Linked DNA regions of Homo sapiens: all the other regions are linked to region 2. A link is a loop called in an ENCODE intact Hi-C map of the cell type or tissue named here. Cell type or tissue: dorsolateral prefrontal cortex. All regions are shown on one strand. Region 1 overlaps LOXHD1 (lipoxygenase homology PLAT domains 1). Region 2 holds the start of ARK2N (arkadia (RNF111) N-terminal like PKA signaling regulator 2N). Region 3 holds the start of PIAS2 (protein inhibitor of activated STAT 2). Region 4 overlaps PIAS2 (protein inhibitor of activated STAT 2).

What was found. Hi-C counts contacts between places; a loop is a spot of excess contacts. Peaks named below come from ENCODE experiments on the same cell type or tissue, not always from the same donor. Only the 100,000 strongest peaks of a DNase experiment are listed, where the experiment ranks them.
Region 1: a loop joins it to region 2, with 4 times the contacts of the local background. A loop is called at or near these places in 2 of 110 quality-filtered maps.
Region 3: a loop joins it to region 2, with 5 times the contacts of the local background. A loop is called at or near these places in 11 of 110 quality-filtered maps.
Region 4: a loop joins it to region 2, with 17 times the contacts of the local background. A loop is called at or near these places in 2 of 110 quality-filtered maps.

What each region holds. Positions count from the first base shown.
Region 1 is chr18:46,553,167-46,558,166 of GRCh38, forward strand. It overlaps LOXHD1 (lipoxygenase homology PLAT domains 1), which reads right to left. Exons shown (of 41, transcript NM_001384474.1): 21 at 4,190-4,323. Among named protein-coding and RNA genes, the nearest start is that of LOXHD1, 100 kb to the right of the region's middle. In dorsolateral prefrontal cortex, a CTCF peak has its summit at 2,770 (motif pointing right); DNase peaks (open chromatin) are centred at 2,235 and 2,755; H3K27ac peaks cover 2,348 bases.
Region 2 is chr18:46,170,831-46,175,830 of GRCh38, forward strand. ARK2N (arkadia (RNF111) N-terminal like PKA signaling regulator 2N) reads left to right here and starts at 3,204. Exons shown (of 5, transcript NM_145055.5): 1 at 3,204-3,500. RefSeq lists enhancers at 2,778-2,827, 3,148-3,407, 3,438-3,487, 4,088-4,217. In dorsolateral prefrontal cortex, CTCF peaks have their summits at 2,711 (motif pointing right), 2,914 and 3,143 (motif pointing right); DNase peaks (open chromatin) are centred at 2,671, 3,181, 3,791 and 3,907; H3K4me3 peaks cover 2,880 bases; H3K27ac peaks cover 2,257 bases.
Region 3 is chr18:46,914,866-46,919,865 of GRCh38, forward strand. It overlaps PIAS2 (protein inhibitor of activated STAT 2), which reads right to left and starts at 2,642. Exons shown (of 14, transcript NM_004671.5): 1 at 2,457-2,642. The coding sequence starts at 2,480. KATNAL2 (katanin catalytic subunit A1 like 2) reads left to right here and starts at 2,737. Exons shown (of 18, transcript NM_001387690.1): 1 at 2,737-3,061. RefSeq lists silencers at 2,012-2,091, 2,162-2,901 and enhancers at 2,038-2,791, 4,299-5,000. In dorsolateral prefrontal cortex, CTCF peaks have their summits at 2,657 and 2,858; DNase peaks (open chromatin) are centred at 2,186, 2,636, 3,276 and 3,638; H3K4me3 peaks cover 3,125 bases; H3K27ac peaks cover 2,479 bases.
Region 4 is chr18:46,854,784-46,859,783 of GRCh38, forward strand. It overlaps PIAS2 (protein inhibitor of activated STAT 2), which reads right to left. Exons shown (of 14, transcript NM_004671.5): 4 at 782-832; 5 at 562-652. It also overlaps the pseudogene LOC100421737. Among named protein-coding and RNA genes, the nearest start is that of PIAS2, 60 kb to the right of the region's middle. RefSeq lists an enhancer at 4,905-4,974. In dorsolateral prefrontal cortex, a CTCF peak has its summit at 2,419; no DNase peak of the experiment used is centred here.

The sequences.
Region 1 (5,000 bases), 380 kb after region 2:
TCCCAGCTGTCAAGCCACTTTTCCATGTTAACTAATTGGACTCTCATTGCCAAGGGGAAAGAACTACTGCTGTGTTGCACTGGGATCAGGAAGGGTGCTGGGCGCCTAAACACATTTTCTCATCTAGTCCTCATGATGATTTCCTGGGTGAGGTTTATTATGCCCGTTGTACAGATGGAAGGCCTGAGGCTCAGAGGAGTAAAGTGCCTTTCCCAAGGCCACATAACAGTGGAAGAGAAAGTACTTAAACCTAAATCATCAGCCTCCTAGACCATCAGGGTTCCTTTCTTCAAAAACAGAGTCATAACTGAGCAGCTAGTTAACCCCCAGCACTTAGCACAGCATGTGTTTGTCAAATTAATGAATAAATCAACATATTAACCATCATTTTTACTCATTAGTGTATTTAATAAGTATTTATGGTATGCCTGTAGTGTGCCAGACATTCTTCTACGTGCTGGGGTGGACACAGCAGTAAATGAAACAGATGAGGCCATTAACGACATGGAACTTACATTCTATTGTGGGGAGATGAGCAGCACCTAAATACACAAGCTTTTTGTAGGTCAGATGATAAGCTGATATAGAGAAAAATAAACAGACAAGAGAAATGAGGGGAAGAGGGTACGCTAGGCCTCACTGAGAAGGTGACATTTGAGCAGAGGCCTGCCTGAAGAAAGCATGACAGGGAGCCACTGGGGGAAGGACTGCTAGGGAGCGTGGACAGCAAATGCAAAGGCCTTGAGGTGGGACCATGTCTGTTGGGTTCAAGGAACAGCAAGGAGTGAGCAAGGGGGAATCAGAATAGAGAGATGAGGGGCATAGAGCAGACCTGCGGGCTGAGCTGACCACCAAACATGCTTTGGCTTTGACTCTGAGTGACCAGGAGCTTCTGCAGGATTTGGAGCAGAGGAGTGGTGTGATCCTGGTCACTGGGCTGCTGTAGGCAATAGGAGGGCCTTGGGCAAGCATGGATCAGGTCAGGAAGCTTCGATCAGGGGGTGGGGATGGTGAAGATAGAAGGGATGAGGTCAGACTCATGCTCTTCTGATGGAAGGCCCAACAGGTTCTGCCAATGGGCTGGGGACAGGGCATGAGTGGCAGAGAGGCATCCAAGAGGTCTAGTCATGGAGGATGTTGACTGGACATGTCAACAGTGAGGGAGATGTCAGTGTTCTCAAATCCTTTTGGCTGCAAAGGCCTTATTTCAGAGCTCATAAAGGTCATGGAGAGCCTAGGGAAGGCCCTAGGTATTGACAGAAAAGGTGGTATCTCTCCAAGAAAGGGGAGATTCACTATTCTGATTCGGTTTCTTCTGAACTTCTATAATTTTTTGTCTAGCTCCCACAGTAGGCTTTGCATAGAGTTGCTCTTGGCTTGAAGATTGTTAAGGCCAGCTCATCACAGAGCCCTGGCAGACTGCTACTTCAATAGCAAAGGAAGCAAAGGACTGTCAACTAGCCATGCCAACAGAAAGAGATGGGGAGGGAAGAGGAGATGAGGGAAGGGGAGAGTGGAGGGAGGAAGAAAGAAGAGAAAGGGAGGGGGGAAAAGAAGAGTAATGAGAAGACTCTATTCACAAGAGCAATAAAATATAATATACCTGGGCATAAACTTAACAAGAATGTGTAGCAGTTATGTGTAGGAAATTGTAAAGCATTACTGAGGTACATAAACAGCTGGATAAATGGAAAAGTGTACCGGAGGGTAGCACTTATTCTAAATATGCAATTCTCTACACATACACTTAATGGCATAACAATCAAAATTCCAAGAGGATTTTTTTTTCAAGTCACTTAATGTCTTGATTTGAAAAAGGCAAGAATAGCTAATATTTTTAAAGAATAATGAAGGGGGACAAGTACTGACAGGCATTACTATAGATTGTAAAGCTATAATAATGTTTAAATTGTTGGGCTAGCCGAGAAATGCCAAATCAGTGGCAGAGAATTACTAACCCTGATGGAGCTGCAAGGGGAAGCTGGGGATGTTCACAGTTTGTCCCCAGCCTCATGGTTCTGTGGCACTTTTTCCTTTCCAAGCTTAAATGCCTTGGATTTTCAGAACATCTTAAGAAGTTAGGCTGGCAACATTAAGCCCATTTATCAGAAGAGGAAACAAAAGCCCATAAAGATGGCATGACTTGTCCAGGGTGACCTGATGAGTTTCTGGCAGAGGTCAGACTCCAGGTCAGGACCCTGGTTCCCAGCCATGGGGCTGTCCTACGGTCTTTATGTGGTTTCACAATGACCTCACAGAAAACCATGACAATGGGCTGTCTGTGAGCTGTGGTTCAGTGTTCCCTCGGGCTGGTAGGGGAGGGTGGGGTGGGAGATGGGAGAACCCTGTCACCTCCTGCCCTGCACAGAGGGGAGCCCAACAAGTCTATGGGCTGGAAAGTTGATTTAATTCAACAAATATTTGTTGATAGGGTGCCCATTACATTCTAGGCACTGGCAGGCCCTCAGCAGCCCCAAAGCCCACTCAGGATCACTCATGCTTTCTTCTCTGTCCCACTCCACTCATACAAGGGGACTTCTCTCCTTTCTCTTGCCCTTGGGCCCCTTACACCCAAGGGGCAATGAGGCCTAATGAAAACACGTTCAATTCAACATAGACAGTCTGGAGTTCTGGTCCTAGCTGTGGCACTGACTGATTATGGGGCTGTGGCTTCACCTCCCTGGGGTGTGGACCTATGGGAAGACATAACACTCTCTTCCCAGCCCAACTCATGTGGCAGCTGTGAGCCTCCACCAGGGGTCAGCAAATTACGGCCTTCAGGCCCAATCGGGCCTACCCTGCTTGCGGACATCCATAAGCTATGCATGGATTCACATTTTTAAATGGCTGGAGGAAAAATCTAAGGAAGGATAATATTTTTTGACATGTGAAAATTATATGAATTTCAAATTTCAGTGTCCAACACTGAAATTTGAAATTCATATAATTTTCACATGTCAAAATGACACAGCCATGCCCAATCATTTAGGCATCATCTATGACTGCTTTTGTGTTACACCAGCAAAGCTGTTGTTCCAGAGACCAAATGCTTGCAAAACCTAAAATATTTACTATCTGGTCTTTACACAAAATGTTTGCTGATCCCTGGTATAGAATATTAAAAGAATGTACTAGAAGTTGCTTTATACGTTGAGAGGCTTATGGGTGAGCTATGCCTAGGCATGGAAACTGGACCAAGGAAGGTCTGACAGGGATTGGAAATCCTGTCTCTCTAAACAGATGGACCTCAAGAGTTGCTGGTCTGGGGGATCTATTGGACTGTCATCTCACAGGGCAGGTGACACTAGGGGCTGCCAATGAGAGAAGAGGGAGAGAGGCAATGCCCATCCAGCCTGCAACGTGGGCAAACCTGCTCTGGTGGCCATGACAGGCAACACAGCCAGCCCACCCTCACCCTCAGATGTCACGCAGCCCACTCTCAGCCTCAGACATCACAACCAGCCCACCCTCATCCTCATACCTGCCCACCCTCATTCTCAGATGTCATCCAGTCCACCCTCACCCTCGGATGTCACAGCCAGCTCGCCCTCATCCTCCAGTGTCACAGCCAGCCCACTCTCATCCTCCAACGTCACCCAGCCCACCCTCAGTCTCAGACATCACAGCCAGCCCACCCTCACCCTCACACACACCCACCCTCATTCTCAGATGTCACCCAGTCCACCCTCACCCTGTGACGTCACAGCCACTCTGACCTTCCAGTGTCACAGCCAGCCCACCCTCACCCTCCAATGTCATCCAGCTCACCCTCAGCCTCAGACATCACCACCAGCCCACCCTCACCCTCATACTCACCCACTCTCATTTTCAGATGTCACCCAGTCCACCCTTACTTTTCGACGTCACAGCCAGTCCACCCTCACCCTCCAATGTCACACCCAGCCCACCTGCACCCTCAGACATAACCCAGCTCACCCTCAGCCTCAGACATCACCCCCAGCCCGCCCTTACCCTCATACCCGCCCACCCTCATTCTCAGTGCACCCCAGTCCACCCTTACTTTTGGATGTCACGGCCAGTACACCTCACCCTTAGGTGTCACCCAGCCCACCCTCACCCTCCACCGTCACAGCCGGCCCACCCCCAGTCTTCTTCCAGGACTACCTCTGTGGCAGACATGGCCTCCCTCAGAGCAACACCCCTCCCTGCCCACTGCCCCCACACTCACGTGATCTCGTTGTTCATGTCAGTAATGTCTATTCTGTCCAGGAACCAGCCTGCTCTGTTGCCTGTGTTGTCGTGGCGAATCCGAATCTTGGTCAGGGCCCCCAGGTCAATGGCATAGATGGTGAAGGTGTCTGTCTGGGAAGGGCCAGGGAACACTCAGTGGGGTAAGACCTACCCCTCCCCACATGGCCATCAGCCCCATCCTCCCAAGAACCAGGGCAGCCAGCCAGAGGCCAATGGTGAGACCCAAAGCAACCAGGAGTGGGGATGATGGAGAATGTCACTTAGTAGTCTGGTGTTTGGTCTGCACAATTGTTTCCCTAACTTGTCCCTGCCAGGAGATCTTCTCACTCTCATGTCCAGGAAGGTGGAAGGAGGAGAGGAAGAGTGAAGGTGACCTTGAGAGGCAGAAGAGAAGATAGGTTTGCTGGATGCCCACATCTGTGGTGGGTGTTTTGTGTGCAAGAGAGGGGGGTGCACTGAAACCCTCTGCAATGTGTGCAGGTGTGTGCATAATCTGCTTCAATCACATATTTGTATTAAGTACCTGCTATGAGCTGGTGCTGTGCAAATCCAAAGTGACTGTCAGAAACTGAAGACGGATTTGCCCACCATTTAGGTGTGAAGAGGGCCATATGGATCACACCATGTGAATGCACACACTGCTCCATGCACGGGAGGAAGCAGACCACACCAGGAACCTATAAGTAAATGGGGCCTTCTTGGATATAACTTTTTTGACTCTTAATTTTGAAAAAGATTTTAAATCTACAGAAAACTTTCAGAAATAGTATGATGAAAGTTCATATGCC
Region 2 (5,000 bases):
GCCTCCCGGGTTCACGCCATTCTCCTGCCTCAGCCTCCCGAGTAGCTGGGACTACAGGCGCCCGCCACCGTGCCCGGCTAATTTTTTGTATTTTTAGTAGAGACGGGGTTTCACCTTGTTAGCCAGGATGGTCTCGATCTCCTGACCTCATGATCCACCCGCCTCGGCCTCCCAAAGTGCTGGGATTACAGGCGTGAGCCACCGCGCCCGGCCCAGGTTGGTCTTGAATTCCTGACCTCAGGTGATCTGCCCGCCTCAACCTCCCAAAGTGCTGGGATTATAGGCGTGAGCCACCGTGCCCGGCCTGTATTTTTTTTTTTTAGTAGAGATGGAGTTTCACCATGTTGGCCAGGCTGGTCTTGAACTCCCGACCTCAGGTGATCCGCCCACCTTGGCCTCCCAGTGTGCTAGGATTACAGGCGTGAGCCACCACGCCTGGCCTTAGGTTGCCCAATTCTTAGCAATCTGAGATGGAAGGGAGGGGGCAGCCCAGAGCCCAGAAATGAGGGTTCCCTCCCCTCGTCTCCCCCTACTTTCATCATCTCTAGAGTGGTTCTCATAATTGTGTCCATTTTACAGGGCAAATGGTAGAAGTAACCTGCTCAGTCAGGAGAGATCAGGTTACAGTCAAAGCCAGACCAGCCACGCCCTGATGCTACTGTCCAGGCCACCACAGCTGGCAGGTACCTGCTGCAGGCTTAGCCCCAGGCTAGGCGGTATATCAGGTGCAAAAAATGATGGTGAAGAGTGATTCTGACAGGCTTGGCTCTGGCCTCTAGGGCTATGACAGAAGTTGAGAGGATGACGAATATGGTTTAGTAGTAACCCTACAGATAGACCAAGGGCAGACATGTTTGTAGGAGAGTGTGTGTGAGCAGGGGAGTCCTGACCCACAGTGGAAGGCCAGGATGGAGGGGGTAATAAGGGTAGTGGTGACGGGGGTTGTGTCTGGGCTGAGCTGGTTTTATGGGAGAGATGGCATTTCAGGAGCTTGTAGAGCTAAGTATTGGATACACAGAAGACTTTGAGGCAGAAGTAGGATCCCTTCTGCTCCTACAGAAGAAGGGGAAGAAGCAAGTAACTGTACCATTTAATAATGGAAATATAGTAGTAATAAAAATATTAGTAATTAGGATATCAAATGCCCTAGCCTCCAAAAATATACAAAGGCCATTCGACGTAGGAAATTGACTTATTGGTATTAAACAGGAGAAGGGGCTGGGTGCGCTGGCTTACACCTGTAATCCCAGCACTTTGGGAGGCTGAGGTGGGTGGATAACCTGAGGTCAGGAGTTTGAGACTAGCCTGGCCAACATGGTGAAACCCCGTCTCTACTAAAAAACCAAAAAATTAGCTGGGTGTGGTGGCGTGCACCTGTAATCCCAGCTACTCGGGAGGCTGAGGCAGGAGAATCGCTTGAACTCGGGGGGCAGAGATTGCAGTGAGTCAAGATCGCGCCACTGAACTCCAGCCTGGGCGACAGAGCAAGACTCTGTCTCAAGAAAAAAACCAAAAAACCAAAACCAACCAACCAAACAAAAAACAAAGAAACAACAACCACAAAGCAAAAAACAAAAAACAAAAAACAGGAGAAGGACCCAAGATGGTATCTCAGTAGTCAGGGTCCTACTTCAGTATTTCTGCAGCATTGATTAGATCAGACTGTCAAGGAATCTTTTAAAAACTCAATGTATTAGTCCACATTCATTCATTTCCAGACTGAAAGTTGTGATCTTAGTGTGATTTTTCCTTTTCTTTTCTTTTTTTCCTGAAATAGGCTGGGCTCTTGTCACTACCCCATAACCTCTCAAATCCCTTGAGGACTCAGGTAGCAGAAAGTAAATAAATGAATGAACGAGTGAAATAACATACACGGATAAACTACTTAGCTAGCACACACTACGTTCTCTGTGATTCTCAGTGAGGCAGTTGGTGGCTGTGGTTAAGAAAGTAAGCTCTGCCTGTGTTGGAATCCAACACTGCCACTTACTTGGATGTGTCATCTTGGGCAGGTCACTCTGTCCCTCAGTTTCCACCTTTGCAATTTGGGACTAGTAACGCCATCCAACTCATAGGGTTGTTATGAGTTGTAATGAGGATTCAGTGGATTTAACCCATTTAAATGCAAGGTGCCTGGTATAATAAAATTATTTTCTTTTCTTAATTTATTCTTGTAGTTGGGGATGAAAAACTCGCACTCCTGTAGGCAGTCAGAAAAAATGAGTGAAGTGGGGGAACTAAGGGGCCTGGTCTGAAGGGGGAGACTGATATTTAGGGGAGTGCGGACCCAGTGGTGTGAGATTTTCAGAATCTCCTCTTGACGGGTCTCATCCGAGGTTCCAGCACAGCTCTGTAAAGGTAAAGACCGTTTACATTTTCCTCCTCAAAGCTTTATTATTATTATTTTTCTTCTCAAAACACTGCTTTGCTTTGGGGGAGCGCGGGTCCTTGGCCAGATCTTGAGTCTTGAGATATGTCTTCAGCATCTCCTGCTCCTCCTTGGGAAACGCTCCACCCGCCAGTGGGCCTGCGCCCTCCTCCCCTTCTTCGGGGTTCGGGTCCACCTCGTTTCCCCCACCCTCCCCAGGGCTGACTGCAAATCGGAGGGCGACTGCAGAGGCGGAATTCGGGGCAGAGCGGGGTCTCCCCAGCGGGCCACGTCCCACCAGCAGGTGGCGGTCGATCTGCAAGGCCTGCAAGGTGCCCGGACAGAAACTTGAGCAGATATTGGTGCCGCTGCCCGAGAAGAGCTCAGCCGAGTCTCCCCGAGCCCAGCTATCGGCATCCGCGAAAAAGCGGGGAGAGAAGGGCACGGGCTCTCCGCTGGAGCGACTCTGGGATTCAGACACCGCAAGCTGCTTTCGGAAGGGCTTCAGGAGGGGGTGAGTACTGAGCAGCGCACAGAAAAGGGAGCGCTGTCCTTTGCTGAAGGCATTGTCCTTGGCTTGCATTGAGTGGCTTTCCCACCCCCCGGGAAAGACATTTCGGGAAGGTGACGGTCTCAACAGAAGGAGGGAGCGCGGGAAAGAAGCCCGGGGAGCCGGCGCCTTCACGCCCCGCGGTCTGCAGCGGGAGGAGCGCGGGTTCCATCGCGCCAGATGGCGCTGTCTGGCTTTTCTCGGGCCTCGGGCGCCAGTCTCCAGAGGTCTCCGGCGCAGCTGCCTCTCTAGCCGGCCGACGCGGGCTCTGTGTTTCCGGGCGGAAGTGAGGCGCCCAGCGGAACGGCCTCTGGTGACATTTTCTTGGGGGCGGCGCGGACGACTGAAGGGACTTGGTGGTAGAGGCTGCGGAGGCGGCGAGGTTCACTTTGGTCCCGGCAGGGGCTCTGACCGCGACCCACTGCTCGCTGCCGGGGCTTGTTCCGAGGAGGAGAAGGCGGCGGTGGCCGTCGCGTCCTGAGTCACCGCAGCGGGGAAGAGTCCCGGCCGGGGGTTCGGTGCGTGCCCCGACGGGGCGCGCGCGAAGCGAGCGAGAAGGCACGGAGTCGCCGCGGAGCGCAGGTGAGGCGGGAAGGGGCGCAGGGCCGCGGCCTGGCTACTGGTCGAGTTGGGGGGCCCGGGTTGCGTCCCAGGGAGGGGTCGGGGCGAATCGGAGGGCTGCGGGCCGCGGTGAGGGCTCTGCGGCGTCCGGACGCTGGGGTCCTAGCGGGCCTGGCTGGTGGGCGCCGGGAACTCGCAGCCTGGATTGCCGGCTGACGCTGGGGCATCGCACCTCTCCGACCTCCTTGCTCGTCCGCCGTTGGTGACCCTAGCGTCCTCCCGGCCCGGCGGAGTTGGCTCCGGCACTCCAAGCCCCCAGACGCTGGGGCCGGGTTGAGGCGAGTCCTTTTCCGGGGGTGCTGAGGGGAGGCTGGAGGTGCCGCAGTCCCCGGGCTGCGGGGGGAAGCGACTTCACGGCCCTGGAGTTGTCTTCACGCAACTTTCCGGCTCCTAGGCCCGCGGGGGAAGCAGTGGCGGCAACTCCGCCAGCTCCGAGAGTAGGGGGTCTGGCGCCGACACCTGCCCCTGCAGCGGAGAGCTCCGGCGCCGCGGCCGCAGTGGCCTTGGTGGAGGGAGAAAAGGCTTTCTTATAGGCTTGGCGCCGCCTGCCTCTCGGCGCTTCCACTACCTTCGGTCGGCAGGCGCCTCCAGTCAATGCGAGAGATGTGTCAGTCTCCAAAATAGACCGCTTCTGGGGAGTTTGTCAACTTTATTTCAAAACCGGCGAGGATGTACACTGACGAACCCGTGTTAAAGACTATCGCCTTTACGCAAGCCATTCATTCTCACTTTAAAATTGTCCACCCCCCCGCCCCGACCCCCGTCCCCGGCAGCCCCCATCACAAAATTGATGCTCACAGGTTGAAGTAGAGAACATCGGTACGAGCCCTACCAGATCCTTGAGCAGTTTCTGTTTGGATGGGTTTTTCGTTTTTTGCCTGACCTTTTGCTTTCTGAATCCTCTTACCCAGTAGAATTAAAATCCTACTGATGATACTTCGTCAAGGTTGGACCTCTTAATTACAAAAACATCTGCCAATTTTGCTTAGGCTTTTATTGTGTAGTATTGGGTACATGCTAACAGAATCACTCCCTTTCTTCTCTTGGGATATTTTAAGGATGGAAGCTATTAACTTTCTAATGTAGTTTTGCTGATCTTGGCAATCTAGATTCCTCCAGTAATCAGAGCATTGCCTTTTGGTTTAACAAGCATTTTTAGAGGCCTACAATTGATAGTTACTGCCTGATGTCCTGAGGAGTCTCAGGACAAAAAAAAAAAAAACACATGGTTCAAGCAGTTATCCTGCCTCAGCCTCCCGAGTAGCTGGGATTACGGGCACGCGCCACCACGCCCAGCTAATTTTTGTATTTTTAGTAGAGACGGGGTTTTACCACGTTGGCCAAGCTGGTCTTGACCTCCTGACCTCGTGATCTGCCCGCCTTGGCTTCCCAAAGTGCTGGGATTACAGGCGTGAGCCGTGGCGCCTGGACTGAATCAGATTTCTTAATGGGAAAAAAAAT
Region 3 (5,000 bases), 740 kb after region 2:
GAGCATCACTCTGACCACCACAATATATTCTGATCCAAGGACCATCATTTTGAGAATCCAAGATTATTTCTTCCCCTTTTCTTTCTTTCTATTCCGTTTTTTAGTCTGTTTTTCTTCCTTTATTATAATGTCACACAAGAAGGATGTTACCAATCATTTAATTTAGGAGCAATCGCAGGATGATGGCTAGAAGCTCCACCTAGACCCCAAGGTACCAGAACAAAGTAGTGTAGCCCGGGCTCTGAAAAGCCCAGACTCTAAAAGCTACATGTCTAAGATTAAAAATCTTAGCTTTTCAAATCTCAAGCTGTGTGATTTAGGTCAGGTTAACCTCTCTGTGCTTCAATTTCTTGAAAAAATTGTGAGAATTAAATAAGTATAGAAAAAATGCTTAGACCAGAACCAGGCATGGAATAACCACTATATTAAAATGGGTATATACCATCATCATCATTACTGTCTGTAATGGGATGTAAGGGCGGGGTACAGTTCATCTTCAAGTGTAGGGTAACATGGGTCTGCACAGAGCAGTTAAGGCAAAGAAAAGCAGATGATGCTTACTGCATGTGCCCAGCCTGCACCCCTCACTCCTCTGAAAATTCTCCCCAGTTAGTCTCTGTTGGGCACGTCATATGAATTGTGGGAGAGGGGCCATCTTCTAAAAATGCAAGAAGTAAAGACAGCTGATTTACAGGAAAAGAGGATGAAGCTGATCCACAAACCAAAACAGAGAGGAAGGCAGAAAGGAAGAGAAAAAAAAGCTTCTTTGGTTTCTATCACTTTCCAGTTGCTGGTTGCACTCCAATCTGAGCACTGACTGCTTTTACTCTGCTCTATAAGAGCGAGTAAATTCTTCGCTTTACATTAAGCTTTGGCCAACAACATTCACAAGAGTCTAATAAAAATCCTGGAAAGTTTTCATTAACAAAAAAAAAAAAAAGAACTTAGAAAACTTGTATACATCTGTTACTACACAAAAATTAAAAATGGCAGGTAAAAATAAATATAACTTCAGAGTTCAGTCTTCTCAACCCATCCTAAATCTAACGCATGAATTTACAGAGGTGAGGTTCAGGGTTCGTTGTTTGAAAAGCTCCACAGGTGTTAAAAGCTCTACAGCTGGGGCTCTGAGCCACTAAAACCCTTAAACTTATCAAGTATGAACACCCTTTACCTACACTTATGGTTCTCTGCATAAACTAGTATGGGGCATAACATGTATTAATATGTGTTTACTGGGAACTTAATAATTATTTTTGAAACAGCAGGAGGGAATATGGCAGGCACTGTGCAAACTCCAACAATCTCCGTTTAGAGCAGAGGATACGTTCTTTTGCTCACGTCCACTAAGCAGGTAACCAGCCAACATCCTTCCCCCATCCCATCTCTTGCGGAAAACAATAAATATACAAAACTGAACCTTTTACCGGATTCCTCTTCCTTATTTGAAAAAGAAATCCTAATATCATAAGTGTTACACAAACGAGTTGCAGTAAATGTAATTTCAAGTTTACACTCATCTCTACCTTGATACATTTAAAAAAAAAAAAAATCAGGGTTTCTGTCCGTAAACATCTCATTTATGTCGCCAGTAATTCAGCGATACACACAAATCCATCTCATTCGTCACACTTAGTTAGGACTTTAAAGGTTATCAGTCTGGGGGGAAAAAGTCTCTTCTGTTCTACCCCCATCACAGCCCTATTCCAGACCTCTGCTATACAAGGGTATCAACAATAAAGTTATGATCTTGTTTTAAGACTGAGAAGAAAAAAATATTTTTCCTCAAGAGTAAAAGGGGTGCACAAACCTCACAACATAGACTTTGCAGATTTCTTACTAAAACACTAAGAAAATATCGAGGTTTAAGGCCGATTATTGAAGGCAGGGATCCCCAAACATTAGGTTCCTCGAAGATGTTAGGAGGCAAGGGTGGGAGAAGGGGCCTTTTCTCGTGACAGACCTGACTAAACGGTAGCATCAGCCATAAGAAGAGGAGAGATTCCTAAACGCAACTTCAGCTTTCAGAAAACAGTCCTCCACCAAGTGAGTAGCATGCAGACTTGTGAATAGCCACAGACACGTACACCCCGGTGAAGGTGCAAGATCAAACGTTGCTTCCCACATCGGCCCTCACTGCGAACCGGGATGTCGGGTCCCCATGTGCCCCTCCTGGAGGGCGCCCCGACCCCCCGCGCCAGGTGTGCGGACCACTGGCAGCACTCAGGAGCCGGCTCGCCGCGGCCCAGGCCCGCCGCCCCCGCGCCGCCCGCGTGCCCTCCGCCGGCCCGCTCCCCTCCCCCGCGCCCTCGGCGCCCGTTCGTCCGCGGGCCGGGGCTCAGGGCTCCGCCAACCGGCCCCAGAGGCACGAGCAGGCGGCGGCCGGCGACGTTGCGGTTTCCCCACCTCCTCTCCCATCCCCTCCCCCGCGGCCTCCGCTCTCCACTCCCGCTTACCCTCAACTCTTCGAAATCCGCCATTTTATACCACCCGCGGGCGCCGCCGCCGCTGCCGCCGCACCCACTCCCGCTGCCGCCAACGACGCTGCCGCCACCACGGCCGCCGCCGCCTCCAGCACCATCCTGCACTGGGCGCCGCTTAAGACGCCGCGGCCGCCGCCGCTACAGCCGGGCCCGTCACGTGAACGGCGCGGGAGCTCCGCCTCCGACGCGCCGAAGCCCCGCCCCTAGCGGTGCCCCCTGCCCACCCGCGCGACCGCCTTCCGCCCGCGCCTTCAGTCCGCGCGGCGACAGCGCCCGCCCGCGCCTGCCCCGGCGTGCTGCCCCGCGGCTTGGCCCCGCTCGGCCCCAGGTCGTGCCTTCCCTCCCCGGCGGAGGCCCCTGCGGACTGCCTAGAGCTGGGTCGCAACTGAGGCGTTATCCGCGGGCCTGGCCTCGGGAAGTGGCGGGGAGGAAGAAGAGGCGGCCGGGACGCGTGACAGGAGCATTCGGGAAGATTCTTACGGTGCCCTTCACGCGGTGCCTATGGACGGAGAAAGCCGCCGCAAATAAAACCATCCCCCAGAGTAGTTGTGGCGGAATAATCTAAATATGGGTGTTGGGTAAGCTATTGTTCCCATCTAATGGTGAGGTTGTGTGACACCTCTTTGAATTGCTAATGTCCTGCAAGTACCAACCTTGCCGAGTTTTTCTGACCTTGAAGGGCACCTGAAGGTCACGGACTGCAGAGTTGGGAGAGTTAGGCGGTGGGGTTGGGGGCGGGGAGAAGTGAAATAAGAGCGCTCAGAAGGGCCATGCTAAAAAGTCGGGGAAATCTGATAGCTAGGAAGGAGTCAAACGCCAAGGCAGAGTAAGTAGATAGAAGGAAGCTTGATGGCCCCCCCGTAATGTGCTGATATAGGATGAAGGAAGATGCTGAGTCAAGATGGCCAGAAAAATCGCTGGACGGTGTCCAGGGTTCAATTTCCTTGAAGAATTGGGTGGAACCCACACACGAGAGGTCTTTAAAACAATGTAACTTTTAAGGCCCTGTTTAATCAGCCTCCTACCTACCGCCTCTTCCCACTACCCCTCGTTTCATCCGCACTGCACTTCCAGGTCTTCCTTCCACTCCCCTGCCCCCGCACCCCGCAAGTTTTGTTTTTTTGAGACGGAGTTTTGCTCTTGTTGCCCAGGCTGGAGTGCAATGGCACGATCTCGGCTCACCGCAATGTCTGCCTCCCGGGTTCAAGCGATTCTCCTACCTCCGCCTCCCGAGTAGCTGCGATTGTATTTTTGGTAGAAACGAGGTTTCTCCAAGTTGGTCAGGCTGGTCTCCAACTCCGGACCTCAGGTGATCCGCCCGCCTCGGCCTCCCAAAGTACTGAGATTACAGGCGTGAGCCACTGCACCCGGCCTCCCCTCAAGTTTTAAGGCTTCTAAATGTTGATCCTTGAACCAAGAATAATTTCCCACTCTCTTCTTTGTTCCTAACTCCTGTTCATCCTTCAGGTTTCACTTTAAGTGTCACTTCCTCAGGAAGACCATCCCTCACCCACATCCCACATTTTAATTCAAATTCCCCTGTTATGACCTCTCCTAGGACCCTGAACTTTTTCTTCCTGAGATGTCTCCATGGTAATTATGTAGGTATTTGTGTAATTGTTTATTTGATATATATGTGTGTGCGTGTATATATATATATGTGTGTGTGTGTGTGTGTGTGTGTTGTGTATATATACACAACACACACACATATTGTTTTGGCCAGGTGCAGTGGCTCATGCCTGTAATCCCAGCACTTTAGGAAGCCGAGGCAGGTGGATCACTTGAGGTCGGGAGTTGCAGACCAGCCAGGCCAACATGGTGAAACCCTGTCTCTACTAAAAATACAAAAATTAGGCCAGGAGCTGTGGCCCACGCTCTAAATTCCAGCACTTTGGGAGGCAGAGGCGGGCGGATCACCTGAGGTTGGGAGTTGGAGGCCAGCCTGACCAACATGGAGAAACCCCGTCTCCACCAAAAATGCAAAATTAGCCAGGCGTGGTGGCGCATTCCTGTAATCCCAGCTACTCCGGAGACTAAGGCAGGAGAATCGCTTGAACCCTGGAGGCGGAGGTTCCAGGGAGCGGAGATAGCGCCATTGCACTCCAGCCTGGGCAACAAAAGCGAAACTCCATCTCAAAAAAAAAAAAATTAGCCGGGTGTGGTGGCACATGCCTGTAATCCCAGCTACTCGTGAGGCTGAGACAGGAAAATTGCTTGAACCCAGGAGGTGGAGGTTGCAGTGAGCTGCGATCGCACCATTGCACTCCAGCCTGGGCAACAGAGTGAGACTTTGTCTCAAAAAATAAAAATTATTATTTTAAAATTTTATGTTAAAAAATTGTAAACCCACTAGACTATAATGGCTGATAAATGCCTAACAAATAGTTGGCCTTGTATTTGTTTAATGAATAAAGGAATGAATGAACAATGTCCAGGTTCTAAATCTGTCTCTCCACCATTAACTTTGTGATCTTCGCTTGGCTTATTCTTACTCTTGATTTATTCTCCGTAGAC
Region 4 (5,000 bases), 680 kb after region 2:
ATCTCTGTAGTTAGCCACTCTCAGCAGCCTCTGCTTTTCCCCATGCCATCCACAGGCCAGGCCCAGCTAATGCAGACATCCCACACATGCTGTCCTATACATGAAAGTGCCCAAGTCCTCCCCTTCAACTATGCTGTTTGATATGATCCCAAGAGTGTTTCACAGCATCCTTGATTTCTTAAGTAAGATGCTCCAGGCTCTAGCCAGGTACAGTGGTGCACAACTGTATTCCCCACTACTCAGGAGGCTGAGGTAGGAGGATTGCTTGAGCCTATAAATTCAAATCAAGCCTGGGGAACACAGTAGGACCTTGTCTCTTTAAAAAAAAAAAAAAAAAAAAAAAAAAAATTCCAGGCTTATGTTTTCCATCTCCTTCAGACCTGAAATAAGCCATTTATTATTTATCCAAGAAGCCATGGGTTACCCTAGTGGAAAATAGTATTTAATCTGGATGCTAAAACTGTTCACTGGTATTCAGCTGTCACTGTTGCACTGTTTCTAGGCCTTGTCAGTGTTTATATTAAACTTATATGCAAATCTGGTGAATAAAAAGCAACTTACAGGCAAAGGAAATAGCTTCCCATTTACTTTTATACATAGACTATTTGGATAGTTATCTTCTTGAGGGCAACTTGTCTCTGCCAGGCAAAGTCTGCATTAATAAAAGAAAAAAGTATTCTTAAATAGTGTGCTCAAACATTCTTATATGTTTTAAAATTCAGAACTACATGCACATAGTAAGCAAGTATAAAACTAAGGTAACAGAAAATTTCAAACTCACCTCAACTGAACTTGGACTGTATAATCTCTCCTACCACCTGGCAAAAAATCCCTGTTGGAAAGAGAAAGAAAATGGGTTAAAAAAGTACAATGAGAATTCTCAGAACAGTCTCCCCAGGAGGAAAAAAAGGAAAAGCATTATTTGTATTTTTCTTATTCCCTGAAAGGTGATCAATATACTACCAATAATATAAGCCTTAATGAAATCACTGTAATGATGATAAACCTGACTTGCTTAACTTCTAGCCACGTCTTTATGGCAATTTTAAGGTACCTTCAATGCACAGGAACTTTGATGATGCAAAATTTATTTCAATAGACATCAAACTTGGTAACATGCAAGGAAGCAGCCTAAGTTCGGAAAGAGTTTTAATCAGCAAATCTATTTGCTTAGAGCATTCTAATCACTTGAAGACTTTTTTCTTTTTCTTTTGTTTTTTTTTTTTTTTTTTTTTTTTTTGAGACAGAGTCTTGCCCTGTCGCCCAGGCTGGAGTGCAGTGGCGCGATCTTGGCTCACTGCAAGCTCCGCCTCCCGGGTTCACGCCATTCTCCTGCCTCAGCCTCCCGAGTAGCTGGGACTACAGGCGCCCGCCACCACGCCCGGCTAATTTTATTTTTATCAGAGATAGGGTTTCACCGTGTTAGCCAGGATGGTCTTGATCTCCTGACCTCGTGATCCGTCCGCCTTGGCCTCCCAAAGTGTCTCATTACAGGCATGAGACACTGCACCTGGCCAAAGACTTTTCTTTTACTATAAAGACCTATTCACTGGATATTCTTATTGATCTCAAGTACAGCCTAAGCATTAGTTTTTATAGCTACTAGGGGGATTCTAATATAGACCCAGGATAAAGAATTAGTGCCTAGAGTCTCAGCATCTCCATACCATGCAACTTCATAATTATGTATCCAATTAAAGATACAGAACCTCTTATAATTTCTAGATGAGAATCTAATGGTCCCATGTAAAATATATTTCATACTGAACCCTCCAAACTCTTGCCACGCAACATGGAGTCTACGGGGAAGCAGCACTTATTCCTTAGGAGCTTGTTGGAAATGCAGACTCTCAGGCCCCATCCTAGACCTATAGAATTAGAATCTGCATGTTAACAAGATCCTCAGGTGACATGTATACACATTACAGTTTTAAAAAGTATTGCCCTTAGCCATTGTCATAAATCTTGGACTCTGTCAGAGAGAAGATCACTAGAGTGTAGTCCTTTCTTGAGAAGACTGGAGTACACTGAGCCCCCATGGTGCTCTAACTGGGCCAGTCTACTCACCGTTCCCAATCCTCGAGCTCCACTGGAAGGCAGTAAAGCACAGCAGTGACAACCACCTTAAGTTCTACAGTCCCAAGCTGCACAACATTGTGCAAATCACTTAACCATTCTGTGCCTCAGTTTCTACATCTGTTAAAGATGGAAAATTACTGCACCAACCTCATCAAGTTGCTGTGACAATTAAACATGTTAACAACACATGTCAAGTGCCTAAATATAAGATGTGCTCAACACATGGGAGCAGCTGGCTGCTGTGACTGTTTCCACTGCTCCCACTGTTCTCCTTACCAAGAGCAGCCTTCTCAAATGGCTATTCAAAACATCCCCATATCCTTGACAATACTGACCTCTTCTGAGCAACCCATATCACTCCACTCATTCATATCAAGACACATTTCATATTCTGGGTGCTGGAGCTTCAAAGACAAATACAACACAGTATTTGCTTCAAAGGATTTATATGCTAAGTAGGTAACAGAAATACAACACCTAAAATAAAATATGGTAAGTGGTACAGTACATTATAAAAAGTAAGTGCTACAGAAAAAGGGAAAATTTTTGTCTTGAAAGTTCAAGGTCATTATCACAATTAGTCCAATCTAACTAGAAAACAGGGTTTTTACAGCAGTGGTTCTGCCTACTTCTGCTTAGTGGCTCCACTAGGAACATGAGTAACTGTGGGTATCTAGTGCAGTAATTCCCAGAAAAAAAGAAAGGACAGAGATACAGATCAGAAACTTGTTAGATGGGAAACACGATGTGAAGAAAGAGAAAAGACAAGACATGAGCCTAGAAAGATGGATGGGGGCATAAAGGGTTTTGAACAGCTCACTAAGGAGTTACACTTTATTCTGGCAAGGGAAATTAACAAAAACTGGGAAATACAATGTGCTAAATATCTTCACAAACATTATGAGTAATGACCAAGGCATCTTCTGACATTCATTTCTGCCAATCACTGTTCTAGGAAGTTTTACATACTGGTCCATCAGATACAAAAGAAGCATTTACCATATGCTAGGTACTGTAATGGGTTGTGAGGTGATAAAAATGAGTAGAAGAATGCTGCTTTCATTAAGAAGGTTGCAAATGCAAGCAGTGAAATAAATGCAATGATGCCTTAACAGAAAATAAGTACATGGCACAGTGAGAGACAAATGACACATTAAAGCAAATCTGGAAAGGCATCACAGGGGACGTATGAATTGAACTGGCCCTTGAAACATGACTCAAGAAGTTTGCCAGGCAGAGTACAGAGAAAAAAGGCGGCAAAGGTGCAAAGATGTGAACACCATAGTTAACCTAGGAAACACAAATGGGAAAGCCTAGTCAGAGTACAGGTTGTTAGAAAAGAGTAACAGGAGATAAGATTAAAAAAAAAAAAAAGCAGAGCAAGATGTTGAAAACAACTGCCAGGCAATGGAGTGTGGACTTTATGAGGTACCATTAGAGTGTGTTTAAAGCATCAAAGAGAAAAAACTGAATGGGCTTTAGAAAGATCATATGTAGGAGCTTTCTAATGGAAAGATCTCATAATTAGGAGACCATTACAATTGAAGAGGCAAAAAACAAGGGCTTGAAGCTGGGCGCAGTGGCTCACGCCTGTAATCCCAACATTTAGGAAGGCTGAGGTAGGTGGAGTTCAGGACCAGGCTGGGCAACACAGCAAGACCCCATCTATGCAAAAAATAGAAAAATCAGCCAGGCATGGTGGCACATGCCTATAGTCCCAGCTAGTCAGAAGGCTAAGGTGGGAGGATCAATTGAGCCCGGACATTAAAGGCTGCAGTGAGCCTTGATTGCGGCACTGTACTTTCAGCCTGGGTGACAGAGCAAGACCCTGGCTCAAAAAATAATAGTAATTTCAAATGAGGGCCTGAAAGCTATTAAACATAAATACCACTGAGTGATATTCACACATAAAAAATGGTAAGACTTGATGAATGACTAGATGTGAGAAGGCAGGATAAGGGAAGGGGAGTTTCTAGGAGGGTATCCAGGTTTTGGAATGCTGCAACTGAAGAGATGGCCATGCTACTCACCAGGACAAGAAGAGGCAGAGCAAGTTATAGCATCAATCTCCCAAACCACCCAGTGAGGTGGTGATCATTATTCCAATTTTGCATGCTGAGAAAGTGAGGTTTAGTCACCTGTCTAGGGGCATACGGACCTAAGTGGTTGGTTCAGAATTCACTTTATACTTAGTATTACTCTAAAGACCATACTAGCTCCCTCAAAGGTAGAGTTGCCTTGCTGAGTTTTAAATATTCAGAATGACATAAAAGAATCAATGAAGGGCCAGACGCGGTAGCTCACGCCCATAATCCCAGCACTTTGGGAGGCCGAAGCGGGTGGATCATGAGGTCAGGAGATCGAGACCATCCTGGCTAACATGGTGAAACCCTGTATCTACTAAAAATACAAAAAATTAGCCAGGCGTGGTGGTGGGTGCCTGTAGTCCCAGCTACTCAGGAGGCTGCGGCAGGAGAATGGCGTGAACTCGGGAGTCAGAGCTTGCAGTGAGCCAAGATCACGCCACTGCACTCCAGCCTGGGTGACAGAGCGAGACTCCGTCTCAAAAAAAAAAAAAAAAAAAAAAAAAGAATCAATGAAGTGCAGCAAACAGACAGGATGTGGTAAATGAAGAGTGGCCTATCACAAAGAGGCCTCTGTCAAGGCAGATTCCAATGCCATTAAGGAAACGAGTAATGCAGAAGGAAATATACTAAGCAAAAATCTCCTTGAGGCCAGTCTGTTTTTCAACTTCGCATCTTTGGTGCCTGGAATATTGTCTGGTCCATAGTAGACAGTTAATAAATGTGTGCTAAATGAATGAATAAAAGAACAAAAGATAAGCAGGTTTGATGGAAGGCAAGCTCAATTTTAGATGTGTTGTGCTTGATGCCCTTGTAGGTCAAAGGAGAGGCACTGAA